Linked DNA regions of Homo sapiens: region 2 is linked to region 1. A link is an interaction called in ENCODE POLR2A ChIA-PET data of the cell type or tissue named here. Cell type or tissue: A673. All regions are shown on one strand.

Region 1 (5,000 bases):
CTTCAAGATTCTAGAAGTTGGCTAACTTTGTGGAAGAGTGTCATTACTGGATTTTTTGTTTCTCCTGGGCTCCAATAAAACCAGTATCTACTGACATGCAGGGCAGTAAAAAAAAGTCCATATTTTCATGCTGGACTACATAAAAGGAAAGTTTTAGATTAGACTTTATTAATTCTCATTACAAGATTTTAACCAAGAATTGTACCTTTCATTCACTAAGCTGCCGCTAAACTTCATCTCTGATATTTTTAGCTGTATAACCTTAGGCAGGTCCCTTAACCTTTATAACCCCCAGATAGTTTAACTGTAAATTAACTGACGTGGGCAAAATTGTGATAGGCTTTGCTTGCTAAAAAACCAGGTTGGATTTGATGCAAAATGATGAGGGCCTGAACTAAGGCAGTGGGAATAATAAGGAAGAGAAAGATTCCAGAACTCCCAGAAGATGGGAACATAGCACAGAATTTAAGAGCAATGATTGGTCTGAAAAAGCAGCTTTGCTTGTAAATAATGGAGTGGTCTGGGACAGACATTGTAACCATTAAGACTTACTTTCCTCATCTGTATAATGGAAATAATAATACCTACCTCACAAGGTTGCAATAAATTTTTGAAACAAAATACTAGGATAGAGACTCTTTTATTAAGAAATTTGCCACAGGCATACATAATATATTATGTCTTTAAAGAGATATTATCGGGTTTTTAAATCAGCTGCATCAGATATTTAAATAGTGACATGTGAGTGACAAAGGTATGGCCTCAACTTGCCTTGTGATTTAATTCTTACCTAAAGGCTAATTTTGTGATAAAGATGGATTCATCAAGAGGTTTTCTGAGAAAATACTTTGAGAATACTCATAAAAGAAAATAACAAACTGCTTCTTATTTACAGAATACGGTTTTTCAGGGTGTAAAAGATCAGGGGAAGATAAAGTGTGAAATGTGACCTCTGTCTTGAGAAAAGGCCAGAAAGCTAAGAAGCCCAATGATAAGTGTATATTTACTCAAAGTAATTCTTATCCTCCATATAAAAAGTCACCATTTGAGTTTTATCCTAATATTAATGTAACCTGTGGTTTGCATGCAGTCAATAAAAATATTTGCTGATAATTCAAATGCAAATGTTTACTATTGACGTCATTATTCACTTTTTCTTGCAACCGCTTCATAAAACAAAATGAAATAAACAAGTTAGATATCAATTATTTTATTATTATAACATAATAATGGTTTATTATTAAATAATATTAGTATAATATTAAAACTACTACTAATATTAATACTATATAGTATTATATACTATAATAGTACATTATTATTATTATTGTAACTTAGATATTCGTGTTTTTTTACCTGCCACAGAATGCAAAACACCCCAACTTTTTTAATGATTCTGGAAAATTGTTAGATGTTATTTAAAGTTCATTTACATGTAGTTATTTTATTGCACATATGGTTTTTCTCTAATGATATTATACAGTTTTGCAAAGCAATACAGTGTCTTTTGCACCTCTCCTAATACTAATAGCACTGTGTATCATTTAGGTGTTGAAACATTTCTCCTTCAATGAGAGGAATATTTCTTTATTATTATTTAATAGAACATCCTTATTCACTTATAATATATATTAATACAAAGGACTGTGATCTGACAGATATCTTAAGAAAAAAATTACCCAAACCAAACTGAACCTTTGAGGTTGAGAGATACATGTGAGATTAACATTTATGAAGTACATTGAGAATTTGCTTGATGTTATTCAGAACAAAGAAATAACCTAGTCACTGCCTAATGGGATTTGTGTCTAAATTAGGGGAAAGTAAATAAAATATCAGAAGAAAGCTCAGTTGATTTATCTGATAGTCATTATCATTTCATCATATGTTTCTGAAAGAGGAAATAGAAAAGACCAGAAGGAAGAACTATGTCAAATCTGACTCCTCTCAAAATCCTTGGGGTCTTCCCAAGTACCAGGGATCTGAATAACTTGCCATTTGCGGCAAGCTAAATAAACTGTGTCTCAGATACCTGCTATCTTTAATTGTCAACCAAGATAGATACCCCTCTGGCCATTTTTCTTACACTTTTATTACACTCTCTCTAGAATCCCCATCTGTAGTCATCAAACTCCCTTAATCCACAGATCCTTTGAAGTTCTGGCCTTGACTGAAATGGTTCTTATTGTAAAGTCTCCCACTAGTGGAGGCTCATATTTATCTTTTGAAGATCTAGTGGTGGGAATCAGCCCTTCTCTCCACAATGAGGCTTTGTAATCATTACTTTTCTACCTCCTCTCTCCTGCCATTCTCTGAGCTTCTAGTGTTTCACCGGAGGTGCCCTTCTGAATAGTTTGTTTGCCTTCTTATCTCTTTCATATTGACACCTATTTTTCCCATTCAATTACTTAATGACTCTCAAAATAACATTTTTCACACTTCACTGAGGCCTCTCCTACTTTCTCTTAAGGTTTTCTGAGCTTTTCTGTTGCCTGTCTCAGAGTTTGCTTGTTTAGGACTTCTTGTGATTCTTTGAGTATCTTCCAATAAATCCCATCCTTACCCACCACCCCATTACCTTTATACATAAATTAATATTTCTTAATTTCAGATGGCTTATGCCAAAAGAACTGTGGCAGATATTCTTACACTTACACATGAGCTAAGCTATAATACAGCACCTCCTGGGGCAGCCAGTGTCTGGGATGAGTCACATCTAACTGACTCTTCATATATGCAAATCAGCTATTCCCTGGCACTCAGCAAGTCACCCAGCCAAACAGCCTTCAAGAGGGCTGAACACTTTAATTCTCTTTAGCCTCTAAGAAATTTGATGAAACCATCACTCTCATCAAGATTAGCAAAGAAAGAACATTTTAGTCATTCCACAAAGAATCTGGTTACACACCCTAACTTCTCAGTCACTGTAGGTGCTGTTACTATCTGAACAATTCTCCTGAGCAATAGTATTAAAGCTAATTTCTTTCTTTCTATTCTCCAGATTTAATTTGCAGACAAATCCTACCACACTTTTTTTTTTTTTTTAAATAATGTGCACCTCCTTTCTCTCTCATAGACAGATGTCCTAGTTAAGTACTGGTTTGTTTTCTGCTTACACACAACTCATTGCTCTTCAGCATCCTTGAATTAATCATATCAGAACATTTCCCTATATAACTCAAGCTTAGTGATAACACGATATGAAAGAGGAGTTATAGATTAATTTATTTCTTATGAAGCAACTTAAGGAAAAAACTGAAAACTAAACTATTGCCACAATGACACAAGACAATTTGAAACAGTACCATTTTTAACTTGATCACAGTGGAAACAGGACAACTGATTACAAATAACTGAAAAAAATAACCAAATAGCTCATTTAAGATTGATCCTGTGTACCCACATGCTCACCTAGACACAAATGCATTGAAAGAAGAAAACAGAACAAATAAAATAACTCTTATCTTTCAGTAATGGAAACCCAATCCTTCCATTTGCTCTGGAAAACAAAACAAAACAAAACAAAACAAAACAGAAAAAAAATTAAAACAAAACAAAACAGAAAAACACCTTAAAGTCATCTTAATTCTGCTTTTTTCTGACGCATCTCTCATCCAAACTGTGAAAAGATTATTTTGGCTGTACCTTCCAAGATAATTTATACTCTCAGTGCTTCTTACTACTCTTAATGCTACTACCCCTTCCCAATTCACCATTTTCTCTCACTTGGATTATTACAATAGTCTCTTAACTGGTCACCTAACTCCACACAGAAGCCAGAATGATGCAGTTAAATATAGGTCAAATCTTTTCACATTTCCTCTCAAAACTCTCTAGTGATTTCCTTCCTTCTACCCAGGCAAGGTAAAATTCTTCAATGATCTAACAGAATTTGGCTTCCTACTCTCTGACTCTATTTCTACTCACTCTTTCTCTCATTCACTTTTCAATCCCTCAGTTATTGCTGTTCCTTCAATATCCAGGACACACTTCTGCCACAGGGCCTTTGCAATTACGATTTCTTCTGCCTGGAATGCTCTTTCCTAGATAGCCACAAGACTTAACTTTCTAGCTTACTTCAAAACCTGTCTTTAAATGATCTTTCCTCATTGAAGCCTTCCATGACCAATCTATTTGAAAATAGGGACCCAAGCCCCCTCCACCCTGTAACCCTCCATGTTCCTTATGCTACTATGCCACCTCTATGCTTTGTTTTTTCTTCAAAGCACTTCTCACCCACTAACATTTTAATTTTTATATATTTATGATGTTAGCTTCTTATTGACTTCCCCTGAATAGGACATAGGCTCCATGAAGGTGGAGCCTCTCATTTTGTTTTGTTTATTGGTTCCTCCAGAGCCCCTAGAGTGATGCTTGGAAAATCATAGGTTTTCATTCAAAATTTATTGACTGAGTTTCTAATAGAAGCAATGAATGTAAAAATGTCAATATAACTAAGCAATCATAGAGATTGAGATTAGGCTCCATAAATGTACTGAAATGAATACTAGCAAATTACAATAATGGATAGTTTCATGGTGCTTTATAGTTTACAAAATACTTCTAAATATACACACACTCTCTTTTCTTAAAAAGACTGTGAGTGAGGAGGTAGTACTATTTTCTCTTTATAGGTAAGAAACAACATCAGAGAGCTTAGTGACTTACTGGAGGCCACACAGATTTTAAACAGGCCACCCTGACTTCTTGAACAATTCTATCTCCTGGAGACTGTATTTCATTACCTACTCCAAGAGAACTCTCTAGACCTTCAAATCTCCTCCCTAATTCACATAATTATAGGGTGTTTAAAAGACACTGTGTTCTCTTTTATTATGAAGACTGGACTTCCGAAGCACCAGGATGAATATGACAATTGAATTAACACTTCATTTTCTTAATTCGTATTTTGGGGTACAAAAGACATCCTCTAAACTCTATCCTTCTTTCTTAGATTATCTCAGTCTATCCTGGTTTCTTAGCTAGGGTGAAATAGCTTT
Region 2 (5,000 bases), 160 kb before region 1:
TTGTTAAAATGACTCCCAATCTTATGCCTATACCTACAGTACCTGTTCCCCATTTTTGGTGAAATTATTCTTTATTTTCTATCATACTTGGATATTTTCCTCTACATGTCTTCTTTCCCCTGGTTTAGCTTATGTGTCTCTCCCCAGCTCATAATTTCCTCCTTCCATTCACCAGTTCAGTACCGTCTTACAAGCTCTGAAGAGTCATCTGTTTCTGGTGCCTTCTCAGTGCAACTCCATTTTATAGCACATATTCATGGGCTAAGAGGAATGCTTTGCACAAACATATTCCTTTTATTTATCTCTTCATACATATTTATATTCTATGCACTTTTATTTGTAATAGTAATTTGGACATATTTATCTTTATATGTTGAAAGATTATAAGCTGGGAGAGGGTCAGAGATTTATTTTTAAAATTCATTTACTCCAAAACTTCCTTAGTACAGTACTCTTAAAATAGATTTGATTGATTGCTCTTCCCTTTGGGACTTGGCCATGTTTGGGGAGGCTTATAACAGTAGTAAAATAATCAAAGCCTACATGGCAGGAAGAGGCAGCGGAGCCACTAATTAGTAATTAATGAATTAGAAATTATCTTTTAAACATAACCATTTATTTAACTTGTAACTAGGTAGGATTTAAGTTTTACAGTATCTTAAATGCAAAAATAAAATACCCTAAACTTTATATATTACTTTTATAAAACCAGTCACTGTAACAAAAATATGTATTTGGTTCCTGAGAAGGAAAATAAATGATTCATCAACCTATGTTTAAAAACAGTATTTTTGGATTAAAAATCATGGTAGCTGCAGCATGACCTCTTCGTTAATTTGTTGTGAATGAACAAACAATAGTTCTGGATCTATTTTGGAAGCAGCATGGTCCCTGACTAAATACTATAGTACATTAGTTAAAGAAAATATTTGTGCCACAGGCAAAGTTTGAAGGCAAGCCTATTATTAATTTGAGTTTTTCTTTTAAGTAACTGAAAGGCATTTGTTTTCAACAGGTGTTAAGTCAGCATAAATCACTTAGAGAAATTTTTAAAAACTCAGAGTAGAATGCATTCTATAATTTTTGAATAAATATAGAAACCGCCTGATGGTTATAAGAGAAAGCTATAAACACAAATAGCTGTTTTAAAAGGTTTCACTGGAGATGACCAATGTTGAAGCCCTTGAATCATTCGTCAGACTGATTAGAGATTAACTCAAATTTCATCTTGATTTTACAACTCCAGGTTAATTTTCTTCAGGCACCTGGTCATCTAAAATCAATCACTGCCCTGGGAAGGTCAGAGCTGTCTGAAAAAGAGAAATCCTGCCTCCTGGCTGCAGCACTGTACTTCTTCAGCTGCAAGAACTGATGGTCTAGCAATGCATCAATGTCACAATGTTATTTACAATTGTTAAAATCCAGTGGGGATGGCAAGTATCTTTGAAGGCAAAAATTACTACTCTTAGTTTAGAAGGAATAAGAATCCCCTGGATGTGCCAGAATGAAGCCTGACGCCAGCATTTCTAAGAATCTCCCTGATGATGTTTATACTGCTGGTCTGAGAACCACACTTCGAGTAGCAAGGGGCTGAATCATCTGTGGCTTTCTGGAAGATTGCCATAACATTCTGAAAAAAAAAAAAATCATTGTTTTCTTAAATTTCACCTTCCGTCACGTACAAATATTGCCATTTCTCTTGGGGTTTTGATCTTTATGTGTCTCTATATTCAACCTGAGTTTTACTGGTTTGGTTAGACAATTCCTTTCAATTTGGTTCTCAAATGACCAACCTTCTCAGTGTATGAACTTGTCCAAGCATTCTTTCTCCCTTGAAATATCTTTGCGGGTGGGACTTTCTGGAGCAATAAACAATTACTGTCTTAGTCTCTTTTTCTTTTTTCTTTTTTTGAGACAGAGTCTCGCTCTGTCCCCCAGGCTAGAGTGCAGTGGTGCGATCTCAGCTCACTGCAAACTCCACCTCCCAGGTTCAAGCGACTCTCCTGCCTCAGCACCCCAAGTATGTGGGATTACAGGCACCTGCCACCACGCCAGGCTATTTTTTTTGTATTTTTAATAGAGACGAGATTTCATCATGTTGGCCAGGCTGGTTTTGAACTCTTGACCTCAAGTGATCTGCCCGCCTCAGCTTTCCAAAGTGCAAGGATTACAGGTGTGAGCCACCTCGCCCGGACCTTAGTCTCTTTTTCTTTCTTTTTTCTATTTAAAATTCTAACACAAAATAATTTACATTAGGTAAACAGAACACTTTGCTGGTTCACATACAGAAAAAGTGATTACATTTTTTAATAAGGCAGTTCAATAAATAAAGGCTTGCTTTTCATTAAGATAAATTTCATTATAGAACTGCCTTTTGGCTGATAAAGAGTTAATGAGTTAAAATAAACTGATAACTCTAGATATAGTGATTGTACCACCACTAAAACCTACGTCTGCCAAATAATATGTTAAAAGAAAAAAAAAAAAAGCCTGTTTATGCAGTCCCCAAGGCAAATATTATAGAGCTTACTCTGCCCTCTGAATGCATTTGTGAATTTGCCATAGAAATTCTGGATGCCATCAGTGAGAGAATTACTTCTTGAACTTAATTGGATTAAGTGGATCTGCAGCACACTCCACATGAATACTGTAAAGCTCTCTCGAATGATTTATTGGCAGTCTCACCCTTCATAATAAGAATAGAAGTCTTGCTGAAGGATTGTTTGAGTTAATATATATTAACTACTTTAAAAATTTTTAAAGTAGAGGTCCCTTTTACTGTAAGGGCATATAAACACAAAAAGTAAGAAATATTTTCAGGTACTCTGAAAATTCATTATGCTTCTAAAATTGTGTGTTCCTTTAAGCTAAGGAAAGTGTGAATGCAAACTTTTCTTGTATCCTCTCTTATTTCAAGGAAGGCTGCTGTTTTTGTGGACTCTAGGTTTTATGTCCTCAAACCTGAAGCAGAGACCACAATTTCATGATTTTCTGCTCAAGTTTTAGTGGAAGGAAGGAAAGCAGTAATAAAGAACAGGCTAGCGGAAGAACCACGTACTGAGAATGGCTAGATAAGTTTCCAGAGAAAATATTTTAAGCAGATAGTACCCAAGACAGGTTATATGTTTATTTATGGGAAAAACTTCCATATCTTCTATTATGCTCTGAAGTGAATGAATGCTGATCACGCTCCCGTCCCTAGAACTGTATGCATTTAAATTAAAAATATAGAAAGTACAATATACACTGAGTTGGGATCTATTGACTGTGTCAGTAATAGCACTGTTTTCATTTTTCCTTTTGTAATAGAAGCCATTGTGTGTGTTCAGGATGGATTCTTAGTGTTTATTAATCTCAGAAGTGAGAGCATTTAGGATTTTAAAAGCTATTGATTTTTAAAAAGAGATCGGAGTTTTTATATTCTATGGTATCCCCAACTTCTATTTCAAACCTGTCATAAAATAGGTACTCTGCAGAGACCAACACTTGGTGTGATGAATTTCAGGCACCTTCTTTACTGTGTCTTGAAATATTTGGATCCTTGTTGATTTTTAAGAAGTAAAAAATAATCTAGTTTTATTTATTTATTTATTTATTTATTTATTTATTTATTTATTTATTTATTTTTATTGAGATGGAGTCTCGCTCTATTGCCCAGGCTGGAGTGCAGTGGCGCGATCTCGGCTCACTGCAAGCTCCGCCTCCCGAGTTCACACCATTCTCCTGCCTCAGCCTCCCGAGTAGCTGGGACTACAGGCACCTGCCACCGCGCCCGGCTAATTTTTGTATTTTTAGTAGAGACGGGGTTTCACTGTTAGCCAGGATGGTCTCAATCTCCCGACCTCGTGATCCGCCTGCCTCAGCCTCCCAAAGTGCTGGGATTACAGGCGTGAGTCACCGTGCCCAGCCAAAATAATTTAGTTTTAATTAATGATTTTTAAAAATCCTATTCTCTCTCTTTTCTTTTGACAGTTTGATAAACAACGCCCTCAATTGCGGCAATAAAGGCAGTAAAATGGGAACTTGTAACATGTCCTTCATTTGAATGTTCTCCAAAGGCCTCCTACGTAATCTCTATTTCCTGTTCTAGTCTCCTTTTTATTGTCACTTGCTTCTGAACCTTATTGCCTTCTCTCGTAAAGTATCTGAACCTTTGCTAGCCTCTGATATTAATTGCTTACCTTTTGCAAATTAATCATTCACTTATGTTACTAATGTCAATACAAAATAAGTTTTGAAGCAAAATGAATGTTTTTTATTATTATTCTATGATATTACTTTATTTTATATCTTGGCATTTGAGGAAAAAACAAAATGTAATATTAGCATATATACGCTATACATACACATATATAATAGCATATATGCCATGCAGCAAAACCTATTAACACTTTGCTTGCATTCATAATGATTTAAAAGTCTCTGCCCTGAGCAGCAAATGATGCCATATTGCAGGAATACAAAGCAAAAGGCAAACAAAAAATACTTCTTAAAATGGAGAACTCATTTGCTTTCTTTCCCTGATACATAATTGGGACTAAGAGAAATTAAACACATGACTGACTGCATTTCTTATTCATAATTAATTATTCAAAAGGGAAATTCATTGAGTGATGGATCCTTACGATCAATTATGAAGTGTCAAATAATTATGTGGGCAAATATAAACATACTAAAATTCATTTTGTAGTGACCACAGGTATAGTTGTGGCATAGAACTTTACATTATATCTAAAGGCCAGGATACACAGTCATGAAAAAATGCAGAGAATGTGTGTATGCAAAGATCTGAAACCCAGGTCTGGGTTTGGATTTAGGGGTGAGAGTACGGGACGTATTTGGTAGTTACTTAATACTTTGGAAAATTATGCAGGTATGTGTTTTTCTTTCGTGGTATAATTGTGGCTTAAAATAATAAAAGCACTTTTCATAAAACCTTTTTCTGAGATACCAGCAGAATACGCATGCATTGGCAGCTTTGTAATTTTACACTTAACTAC

What was found. ChIA-PET counts read pairs that join two places held together with the same protein. Peaks named below come from ENCODE experiments on the same cell type or tissue, not always from the same donor. Only the 100,000 strongest peaks of a DNase experiment are listed, where the experiment ranks them.
Region 2: POLR2A ChIA-PET joins it to region 1 with 6 read pairs; 2 of 35 experiments call an interaction of 5 or more read pairs at or near these places.

What each region holds. Positions count from the first base shown.
Region 1 is chr3:173,930,552-173,935,551 of GRCh38, reverse strand. The region is part of intron 4 of NLGN1 (neuroligin 1); the gene reads right to left. Among named protein-coding and RNA genes, the nearest start is that of NLGN1-AS1, 12 kb to the right of the region's middle. In A673, no CTCF peak of the experiment used is centred here; a DNase peak (open chromatin) is centred at 2,721.
Region 2 is chr3:174,087,384-174,092,383 of GRCh38, reverse strand. All of the region lies in intron 4 of NLGN1 (neuroligin 1), which reads right to left. Among named protein-coding and RNA genes, the nearest start is that of NLGN1-AS1, 170 kb to the right of the region's middle. In A673, a CTCF peak has its summit at 1,354; DNase peaks (open chromatin) are centred at 2,613 and 4,033; H3K27me3 peaks cover 792 bases.